2 separate regions of the Homo sapiens genome follow, and region 1 is linked to region 2. A link is an interaction called in ENCODE POLR2A ChIA-PET data of the cell type or tissue named here. Cell type or tissue: K562. All regions are shown on one strand.

The links. Peaks named below come from ENCODE experiments on the same cell type or tissue, not always from the same donor. Only the 100,000 strongest peaks of a DNase experiment are listed, where the experiment ranks them.
Region 1: POLR2A ChIA-PET joins it to region 2 with 6 read pairs; 2 of 35 experiments call an interaction of 5 or more read pairs at or near these places.

What each region holds. Positions count from the first base shown.
Region 1 is chr1:15,890,411-15,895,410 of GRCh38, reverse strand. All of the region lies in intron 3 of SPEN (spen family transcriptional repressor), which reads right to left. Among named protein-coding and RNA genes, the nearest start is that of SPEN-AS1, 45 kb to the right of the region's middle. RefSeq lists enhancers at 1,980-2,039, 1,969-2,113 and a cis regulatory region at 2,036-2,046. In K562, no CTCF peak of the experiment used is centred here; a DNase peak (open chromatin) is centred at 2,040.
Region 2 is chr1:16,087,040-16,092,039 of GRCh38, reverse strand. No RefSeq gene overlaps it. Among named protein-coding and RNA genes, the nearest start is that of FAM131C, 16 kb to the right of the region's middle. In K562, no CTCF peak of the experiment used is centred here; a DNase peak (open chromatin) is centred at 2,834.

The sequences.
Region 1 (5,000 bases), 200 kb after region 2:
GTTCCACATATATGGGTACCTAGAGCTGTCAAGAATTCATGAGGACAGAAAGCAGAACAGTAGTCAGCAGAGGCTAAGAGAGGGAGGAATGGGAGTTATTGTTTAATGATAATGGATAGTGGTGATGGTCACACAATATTAATGTACTTAATGGCACAGAACTATACACTTAAAAATGGTTAAAATGAGGCCAGGAATGGGTGGTTCACACCTGTAATCCCAGCACTTTGGGAGGCCGAGGCGGGCGGATCACCTGAGGTCGGGAGCTCGAGATCAGCCTGACCAACATGGAGAAACCCTGTCTCTACTAAAAATACAAAATTAGCCAGGCGTGGTGGCACATACCTATATTCCCAGCTACTCAGGAGGCTGAGACAGGAGAATTGCTTGAACCCGGGAGGCAGAGTTTGCGGTGAGCCAAGATCGCGCCACTGCACTCCAGCCTGGGCAACAAGAGCGAAACTCTGTCTCAATAAAAATAAAAATAAAAAGGTAAATATTATGCTGTGTATATTTTACTACAATTTAAAAAAACTTTTTTGAAGACTTATAAGCTTTGGCATTAAAAATACAATATGGGCCGGGCGCGGTGGCTCACGCTTGTAATCCAGCATTTGGGAGGCCAAGGCAGGCAGATCAGGAGGTCAGATCGAGCCCAACCTGGCCAACATGGTGAAACCCCGTCTCTACTAAAAATACAAAAATTAGCTGGTGTGGTGGCGCGTGTCTGTAATCCCAGCTATTCTGGAGGCTGAGGCACGAGAATCATTTGAACCCAGGAGGCGGAGGTTGCAGTGAGCCAGGGTCACATCACTGCACTCCAGCCTGGCGAAAGAGCGAGACTCCGTCTCAAAAAAAAAAAAAAAAAAAAAAACAACCATAATATGGTAGTTTTAGGATCTACTGTCCTAATAACAGTAGCAAAAATGGAAAGAGGCTACGTTTTTGTTAATCTATTATTAAGAATCATGTGACTTCTTTTTGGGTGGGCTTTACTGGACCCTTCACACTCAGAAAACCTTGTACTCAAGTAACTCAAAGCAAAAAGCATCAAACATGCATGCTCCCTGAAAGCAGTAAGCAGATGTAACATGTCTGCCTAAGAACAAGAAATCCTTCCAACGTGGCAGCAGTCTTTATTTAAGAGACAAAAAAGATGAGAAAATTTAAACTGTCAAATACAATGGGATTTTCTCATTCCCTTAGTCACACGGTATATAGAATCTGATATTTCTTGTATGAAAAAACTAAAATGTTTCAGAAGGCACAGGCCAAGAAAGCACACAGATCAAGTGAGTGTGTGTGTGTTTTAATTCCAAGTGGTCACATACAACTGATGTAGCCTTACCAAACCCATAAGCAAATTTGAAGTTTGAGGTTTTTGCCTTTTCTGTCGCCCAGGCTGGAGTGCAGTAGTGCAATCTTGGCTCATTGCAACCTCCATTTCCTGGGTTCAAGTGATTCTTAAGCTTCAGCCACAAGTAGCTAGGATTACAGGCACACGCCACCACACCCGGCTAATTTTTGTATTTTTAGTAGAGACAGGGTTTTGCCATGTTGACCAAGGCTGATCTCAAACTCCTGGCCTCAAGTGATCCTCAAGCCTTAGCCTCCCCCAAAGTGCTGGGATTACGGCGGGAGCCACTGCAATTGGCTTGCTTTTTTTTGTTTTTTTTTAAGAGACAGGGTCTCGCTCTGTTGCCCAGGCTTGAGTGTACTGGCCTTTTTTCAATTTAACTTTGATACTAATGACATCTCCTCTCTATCCAGAATGAAAAAGAAGTTTGCTCTTTCCTGCTTCTGAACTCTCCATTAGGGCAGTTGCAGGGACAAGGAGTTAGAAAGGCACCTAACTCCCTACCAGAAAGCCTAAGCCATCCGCTATTTGGTATACTTTTTTGTTTATTTATAAATGACTACGAATTACTCAGTAAGAAACCTCAGGCTAAAATTCTTCTGCTTAAATATAATTACTTCTCTGCAGTTTCTTCCAGTGACAGATACAAAGCTACAGTCCAAGATGGCTCCACACACCATGACACAGCATATTCAGGAAGCTAATCTGCCCCTCCCTACCACCATCGAAAATAACATATAAAGAATCACAGAACTCCTCCAGTTTGGGTTATACAAATGATGCCTAGAAGCAACACAGATGTGTATTATTTCTGTCTTCTAATTCCAACAACTGAATTCCAGTCTATTAGCACCAGTATGTAAACAGACATATTTTAAACCTCTATCAAAAGTACTAGCCATCACTTAAAAATGATCATCAGATGAAAGTGTTTTTGTTGTTGTTGTTGTTGTTTGAGACAGAGTTTCACTCTTGTTGCCCAGGCTGGAGTGCAATGGCGCAATCTCAGCTCACTGCAACCTCCACCTCCTGGGTTCAAACGATTCTCCTGCCTCAGCCTCCTGATTAGCTGGGATTACAGGTGCATGCCACCACGCCCAGCTAATTTTGTATTTTTAATAGAGATGGGGTTTTGCCATGCTGACCAGCCTGGTCTTGAACTCCTGACCTCAGGTGATCTGCCTGCCTCAGCCTCCTAAAGTGCTGGGATTACAGACGTGAGCCACCGTGCCCCGCCCAAAGTTGTTTTTTAAATTTTAAAAATAAATTTACTCTGGTTATTTGATTTTCTCCTTGGGAAATTAATTTATTTAGGGGCTTTGATATTAACATATTTCTAAGCCTGGAACCTGGACTTTGAAATAAATATTTCGGTTGAGCCATTCCCTCAGCCACCCTGGAAACAGGCATTTTAGCCTGACCAACACTTGAAGTGTTGAAGATGGAATCTGGAAGTAGTTCAGTTTATATTTTAGGCATAACAGTCCCAAGAGGCTTTTCTATTAACCCATCATTTCCAAGAGAATAGAAGGGTTTAGGGAATTTAAAAAAAGAAAAATAACAAACTCTATTTGTCTTTAAACAAAATGAAAAGCACTAAATTGATACACAAATTATTTTGTGACATTACAGCTTAATAGAGCTTGCTTCTAGAAGAGCACTGTCCAGTAGAAATATAAGCCACAAAATTTTAATTTTCAAATAGTCATATTTTAAAAAGTAAAACGAAGAGCTGGGAGCAGTGGCTCACGCCTGTAATCCCAGCACTCTGAGAGGCAGAGGTGGGCGGATCACGAGGTCAGGAGATCGAGACCACCCTGGCTAACAAGGTGAAACCCCATCTCTACTAAAAATACAAAAAGAAAATTAGCCAGGCATGGTGGAAGGTGCCTATAGTCCCAGCTACTCGGGAGGCTGAGGCAGGAGAATGACGTGAACCGGGGAGGCGGAGCTTACAGTGAGCCAAGATTACGCCACTGCACTCCAGCCTGGGCGACAGAGCGAGACTCCATCTCCAAAAAAAAAAAAAAAAAAAAAAAAAGTAAAAAGAAACAGATGTAATTAATGTAGTAATATGCTTTATTTAACCTAATATATTCAAAATATCATTTGAACATGTAGCCAACATAAATAAGTTTTTTTTTTTTAAAAAAACCAGGTCTCCAGAACTTGATGTGTATATTTTTAAACAGTTCTACTGAGATATATGTGAATTTATTAACATGACACCATGACATTAGTTTTTCTTAATGGTTTTTATATTAGCCCAGGTACAGCGGCTCATGCATGTAATCCCAGTGCTTTGGGAGTCCAAGGCAGGAGGATCACTTGAGGTCATGAGACCTAGACCAGCCTGGGCAACATAGCGAGACCCTATCGCTTAAAAACAAAAAACAAAAAACAAGGCCGGGCGCGGTGGCTCAAGCCTGTAATCCCAGCACTTTGGGAGGCTGAGGTGGGCAGATCACGAGGTCAGGAGATCAAGACCATCCTGGCTAACATGGTGAAACCCCATCTCTACCAAAAATACAAAAATTAGCCGGGCGTGGTGGCGGGTGCCTGTAGTCCCAGCTACTCGGGAGGCTGAGGCAGGAGAATGGCGTGAACCCAGGAGGCGGACCTTGCACTGAGCCGAGATGGTGCCATTACACTCCAGCCTGGGCGACAGAGCCAGACTCCATCTCAAAAAAAAAAAAAAAAATTTAGCTAAGTGTGGTGGCATGTCTATAGTCTCGGCTACTTAGGAGGCTGAGGTGAGGGGATCCCTTGAGCCCAGGAGTTCAAGGTTGCAGTGAGCCATGATTGCACCACCACTCCAGCCAGGGTGACAGAGCAAGACTGCCTCTAAAAAAAAATTTTTTTCATAGCAATTATTTCCAAATGTGCTAAACCTCTAAGTGTTAGCTCCTGTAAACGGAATTTCTTTGTTAAAACCCACACACATATATTTCTGGGCTACGCTTAAGCATTACAAAGGCCTACCATTTTCTCCTGAAGGATGATATGCTGGTTTATTAGGGAGGTTTTTGTTTCTAGCTAGGATATCCAGTACTGCAGCCACTAGTCACATGTGGCTATTGAGCACTTGAAATGTGGCTATTCAGTGCACCAGTACTGATCAATGCTATAACACGGATGAACTGCAAAAACATATTAAGTGAAAGAAACCAGTCACAAAAGACCGCAATATGGTATGATTTTCCTTCTATTAAATGGCCAGAATAGGCTATAGAGATAGATTAGCAGTTGCCTTGGGCTGGGGGAGAAAAAGAATGGAGAGCAACTGCTAACGGGTATGAGGTTTCTTTTCGGGGTCATGAAAATGCACTAGTTTCATTATGGTGATGGTTGCAAAATGCTGTAAATGTATTAAAAAGCATTAACTGTCCACTTAAATGGGTGAATTTTACAGTGGAAGTTGCAGTGAGCAGAGATTGCACTCCAGCCTGGGAAGCAGAGCAAGACCCAGTCTTAAAAAAAAAAAAAAAAAAAAAACCTGAGTCAAAATCTAAAAATATCAACCAGGCCGGGCACGGTGGCTCATGCCTATAATCCCAGCACTTTGGGAGGTCGGGGTGGGCGGATCATAAGGTCAAGAGTTCGAGACCAGCCTGGCCAACATGGTGAAACTCAGTCTCTACTA
Region 2 (5,000 bases):
TGCCGGGAGCAAACAAGGCAGAGAAGGTCCCAGCCTTCATGGAATTGGTGGTCTTGCCTCAGTTTCTCCATCTTTAAAGTGAGGGTGGCAGTATCTGTCTTCCAGGCAACATCTGTCAAATGCAGGGCATCGGGGCCAAGTGCTCAGTGGAGGTCTGTTTTCGTCCTCCTTCTGGAAACCTGGAACTGCACGCCTTCTTCCAAGGGACACAGCTCTCAGCTGGTGGGTAGAGAGAGCCAAGCTCCCTCCGCTTAAGGCACGACCTAGTTCCCAGACGGCCCTTGCTCTGTTGTGCTGGCGAGGGCCCTGGGAGGGAATGGCAAAGCCATCTGGGGTGGGTGGGTGAGACAGGGGCCTTGGCATTCCAAAGAGCTGGGCACCTCCCGGACAGTGAGGGGCGCAGGTCTGGAGGACAAAGATCCGTTGTGGGCCCCCATCAGAGTCCCCCACACACACCCAGTACAGGCACCAGGCACCGATGTGGGATGGAAACTCCTCCAACAAGTTGGGACACCCTCTTTCTCTGGGTAGGCGGGGCTCACGGGGCAGGGACTGGGGATAGAGCAGAGGAGGTGGCTGCCAACCTCCCACTGGGCAGTTGTTTACACCCAAGTGATGAGCTGGCTCTTGGCTTCATCACCTGCTCACCTGGCCAGGTGTGCCAGGAGAGGCTGGCTGTTCCTGCCTGGCCCAGTTGGCATTCAAGGTTCTGGCTCCGCTGGGACAGGGCACGAGACTGAAGGGGTGACCAGAAGAGGACGACTGCAGGTCTTTGCTTAGAACCCGATGTCTGATTTCCTCTCTGCCTGATTTCCCTCACGTGCCCACAGCAGCCCTGGAGTGTGAGGAGCTGCAGTTCCTTTTGCAGGGGAGGCTGGCAGAGATTTAGGGCACCCCTGGCCCAGAAAGGATGATGCCCTGCAAGAGGGGTTGGTGACCCCTCTTTTCCACATCACTGAAGCGTTGGGGGTCTTGATAGAGGTGGCTGCCATCTGCCAGCCCAGCAGGCAGGTGGAGAGGAAGCAGTCTGTACCCAAAGTAGGAAGGACTCAGGTTAGACCCAAGAGAGTCATTGCAGCCCACGGAGGAGTTCTGGAGTCAGAAAGGGATGCTTCCTTGCAGGACCTGCCTTTGGTGGGGTTGGGAGGTGGAAGAGAGGCCAGGACAGATGGAGGAAGGGGGTAGGTCCCCTCTCCCTCTTGCCAAGTGAAGAGCATGTGGAGCCTGCACCCACCTACCCACACCCATTTCCCTCCACATTGCCAGCCAAGGGAACCCAGGCCTAGGAGTTGCACAGTTAGAATTGTAGGGAGATCATGAGCCAGTTCCTTTAACTTCTCTGAGCCTCAGTTTTCCTCTTCTGTATGATGGGCAGCATGTATTTGACTCTCAGGGCCTGGGTGAGACCAAACTGTGTACCAGGCACTTCGTATGCGCCATGCACAGTGTACCAGGTACATCATATGTGCCACTCACAGTGTACCAGGCACATCATATGTGCCACACACCCTTGTACACAGTGCCCTTGGCTTCTTCTTCTGAGGCAGGCACCATTATAGGCCCATTTTACAGATAAGGAGATTGGGGTAGGGCACTGGGTAGGGCAGGAGATGTCCATCCTATGGGTCCCTTTCCTCTCCCAGAGAGCAGGCAAGTGAGGCAGGGTCTTGGATTGTGGCATGCAGGAGAGGCTGACGGCTCAGCTTGGGCTTGCACTGGCTCTGGCTCAGGGGGTTCTTGTAATCTAGGCAGGGTGTTCTCTCCTGGTCACCTTCCAGAGTTTCATTTCTTGAAGCAATGCGTCACAGCTGCAGAGTTGGTCTCCCCTAATAAGGATGTGAGAGCACTGGCAAGCAGGTCCCCGTTCCTGCTTCCTTGCATCTGTTTCTGGGTTCTGGGCATCTGTGGCCCAGGGTGTTTTGTGCTATGGTGTCCAGAGAGAGAGACAGGAGGCTTTCTTTGTTCTGCCTCAGTTCCAACCTTACTTTTGTTATGTTCAAAAGACAAGAGGGATGGACTTCACACACCATCAGGTACACAGTGGGCCATGCCATCAGGAAGAGGACCGGCTGCCTGACCCCAGTGCCTGCACCTCCAACCTCCCTCCCTCCCTCCCTCCTCCCTTCCTTCCTTCCTTCCTTACTTACTTACTTACTTACTTCCTTCCTTCCTTCCTCCTTCCTTTCTTTCTTTCCTTCTTTCCTTCTTTCTTTCTTTGACAGAGTCTTGCTTTGTTACCCAGGCTGGAGTGCAGTGGTGCGATCTTGGCTCACCGCAACCTCTGCCTCCTGGGTTCAAGAGATTCTTGTGCCTCAGCTTCCCAACGTGCTGGGAGCCACCACCCCCTCCCCCTCCCTTCCCCTCCCCTTCCCTTTCTTTTTTATTTTTTGAGACAGAGTCTTGCTTTGTCACCCAGGCTGGAGTGCAGTGGTGCGATCTCGGCTTACTGCAGCCTCCACCTCCTGGGTTCAAGCGAGTCTTGTGCCTTGGCCTCCCAAAGTGCTGGGATGACAGGTGTGAGCCACTGTGTCCGGCCTCCAATTTCTTTCTTTTTCTTTCCCCTGCCATCTTTCACAGGCATCCATTAAACCTTATTCTGTCACCCCTCTTCTATCATTTCACTGAGGTCCAAGCTGTGGCCTCCTCCTTTCACCTGGACTCTACCCACCTCCCTCTAGCCTCCAGCCTGGCCCCTTCCTGCACTCTCATCTGATCACCTCCTGCCCCAGTGCTGAATCCTTCAACAGCTCCCCTTTGCTTCCTGATGCAGTCCTGACTAGTGGCTCTGGCATTCAGTGCCTGCCCTGCGGAAACTGGCCAAGCGGTGAAGTACGTGGGCCTGCGGGGCCTTCCCCTGATAGCCAGTGTCCAGGCGCTGAGTCAGCCCTGTGTGTGGAGGTGAGGGAGGCAACGGTTGCACGAGTCGCTGAGGGGAACTGAGGCCCCGAGAGGGGCCTCAAGTCCCATGCTCCAAGTCCTATGGTGGGGAAGCTCAGCAGAGGCCCTGCCCCTTTCCCCTGGGTCTTGCCCCTGCAGGCACTGGGCCCCTGGGAGCCAAGTGGCCCATGGGTAAGGCTGAACCCTCCTCCTGCCCTGTTGGCTTCTCGAATCCTCATAAATCAGAGGTGAAGAGTGGGTGGCATTCTGTGCAAATCACCCTCAGTGCTGTGTGTGCCCATTGGCCCCGCTGCCCACCTGCCCACCTGCTGCTCCCCGGGGCCATGCGTATCAGGGAAGTAACGAGCCCAGCTACCCCTCACAGGCAGGTTCGGGGCACAGGTCCCCAAGGACTCCTCCCAACTCTGTCCCAGGGGAAGCCCACAGCTCGGCCCACTTCCCCCTCTCTGGGCAGTGAGGTCTCCACCCTGGTGCCCACCCTCCTGGCCCTGCCCAGGCGGCCTCCAGCAGGTTGTTTTCCCGGCTGGGCCTGGCTCAGCCTCCAGGGCCTGCCGGTCACGTAGCCAAACTCGTTCCTCTTCTCCTACTGCCCAGGCTGCTGAGCACAGCGGTTTCCTGCTGGGGAGAGCACAATGGAGCCCACCCCAAGGGAGCCACCCAGGGGAGGCGCCACCCCAGCGGGCTGTGAGCGCTGTGTGACCCAGGACTGGGCCCACGCCCTCTCTGAGCCTTGGTTTCCCTACAGAGAAGTGAGGAGGTGAGGCGAGGTCATGGGAGGCCACTCTCCAGTAGTAACAGCCATCTTTCCCTGAGCACCAAACCTACGCCAGGCCCACAATCCCCATGTCCTCACCGCCAGCCTGCGGGGCTGGGACAGAGTGAGGTTTATTCATTTGGTCACAGCCGAACCTCCTTTTTCTGTCCAACATCTCAGAGCTTCTTCCTGTCTCCTGTTTAGGAATCTGCTCTCCCTGTCCCCACCCCTGCCCTACCTCCCCCTCTTCCTCCCAGGAGGTGCCCAGCCCGGGCTGGGGTGGGGAAATGGGAGGAAGTGTTAGAAAGTACAAATTAGATCAGGGGGCACCTGGACCAAGGTGGTCCTGGTCTGCCCGCCCCAGCTGGCTGGCAGGAAGGAGAAGGTTTGGGAGCTGCGGGGAGAGAGACTGTGTGGGGAGGCACAGGGAGGAGGGAGAGGGACTGGGGAGGTTCAGAGGCTGAGAGTCAGTGGCCCTGCAGGGTTCTGTTCCTGCCTCCTCACCCTCCTGCTTCCGCCCTCAGCCCCAACAACCTCTTACTTCTCTTCCATCTAAAGCCTGGGACCCAGGGCCTCTCAATGGTGAGGAGGAGGGCTACCCTCCCCACAGTGACACCGCCCCAGGACATATCAACGAGCGGCCCTAGGCAGAGAGGACTCCCCAAGTTCTCACGACCTCATTGTGCCTCCCCAATTTAAAGCCATGTTGATGGGCTCCATTCCCAAGTCCTGGGTCAAGCTGAATTAACCCCAAGTTGGAGCACTGGAAAACTGTTATTTGCAAATATTATTGTTACCATTTAGAAATACGTGCACAACCTCTTTTGTCTTTAGAGAAAACTATCCACCTATAAAAAACTACCTTGACAAAAACAATTCTGGTTTGACTGATCATTTTGTTTCTTTTTTTTTTTTCTTTTGAGATGGAGTCTCATTCTTGTTGCCCAGGCTGGAGTGCAGTGGCACGATCTCAGCTCACTGCAGCCTCTACCTCCCAGGTTCAAGTGATTCTTCTGCCTCAGCCTCCTGAGTAGCTGTGATTACTGGCACCGGACACCAGGCCTGGCTAGTTTTTTTTTTTTTTTTTGTATTTTTTGTAGAGACAGGGTTTCACTACGTTGGCCAGGCTGGTCTCAAACTCCTGGCCTCAGGTGACCCACCCACCTCGGTCTCCCAAAGTGCTGGGATTACAGGTGTGAGCCACTGTACCTGGACCATTTTGTTTCTTTTTTTTTTTTTTTTTGAGACTGAGTTTTGCTCTTTTTGCCCAGGCTGGAGTGCAGTGGCGCGATCTTGGCTCACTACAACCTCCGCCTCCCGGGTTCAAGCGATTCTCCCTGCCTCAGCC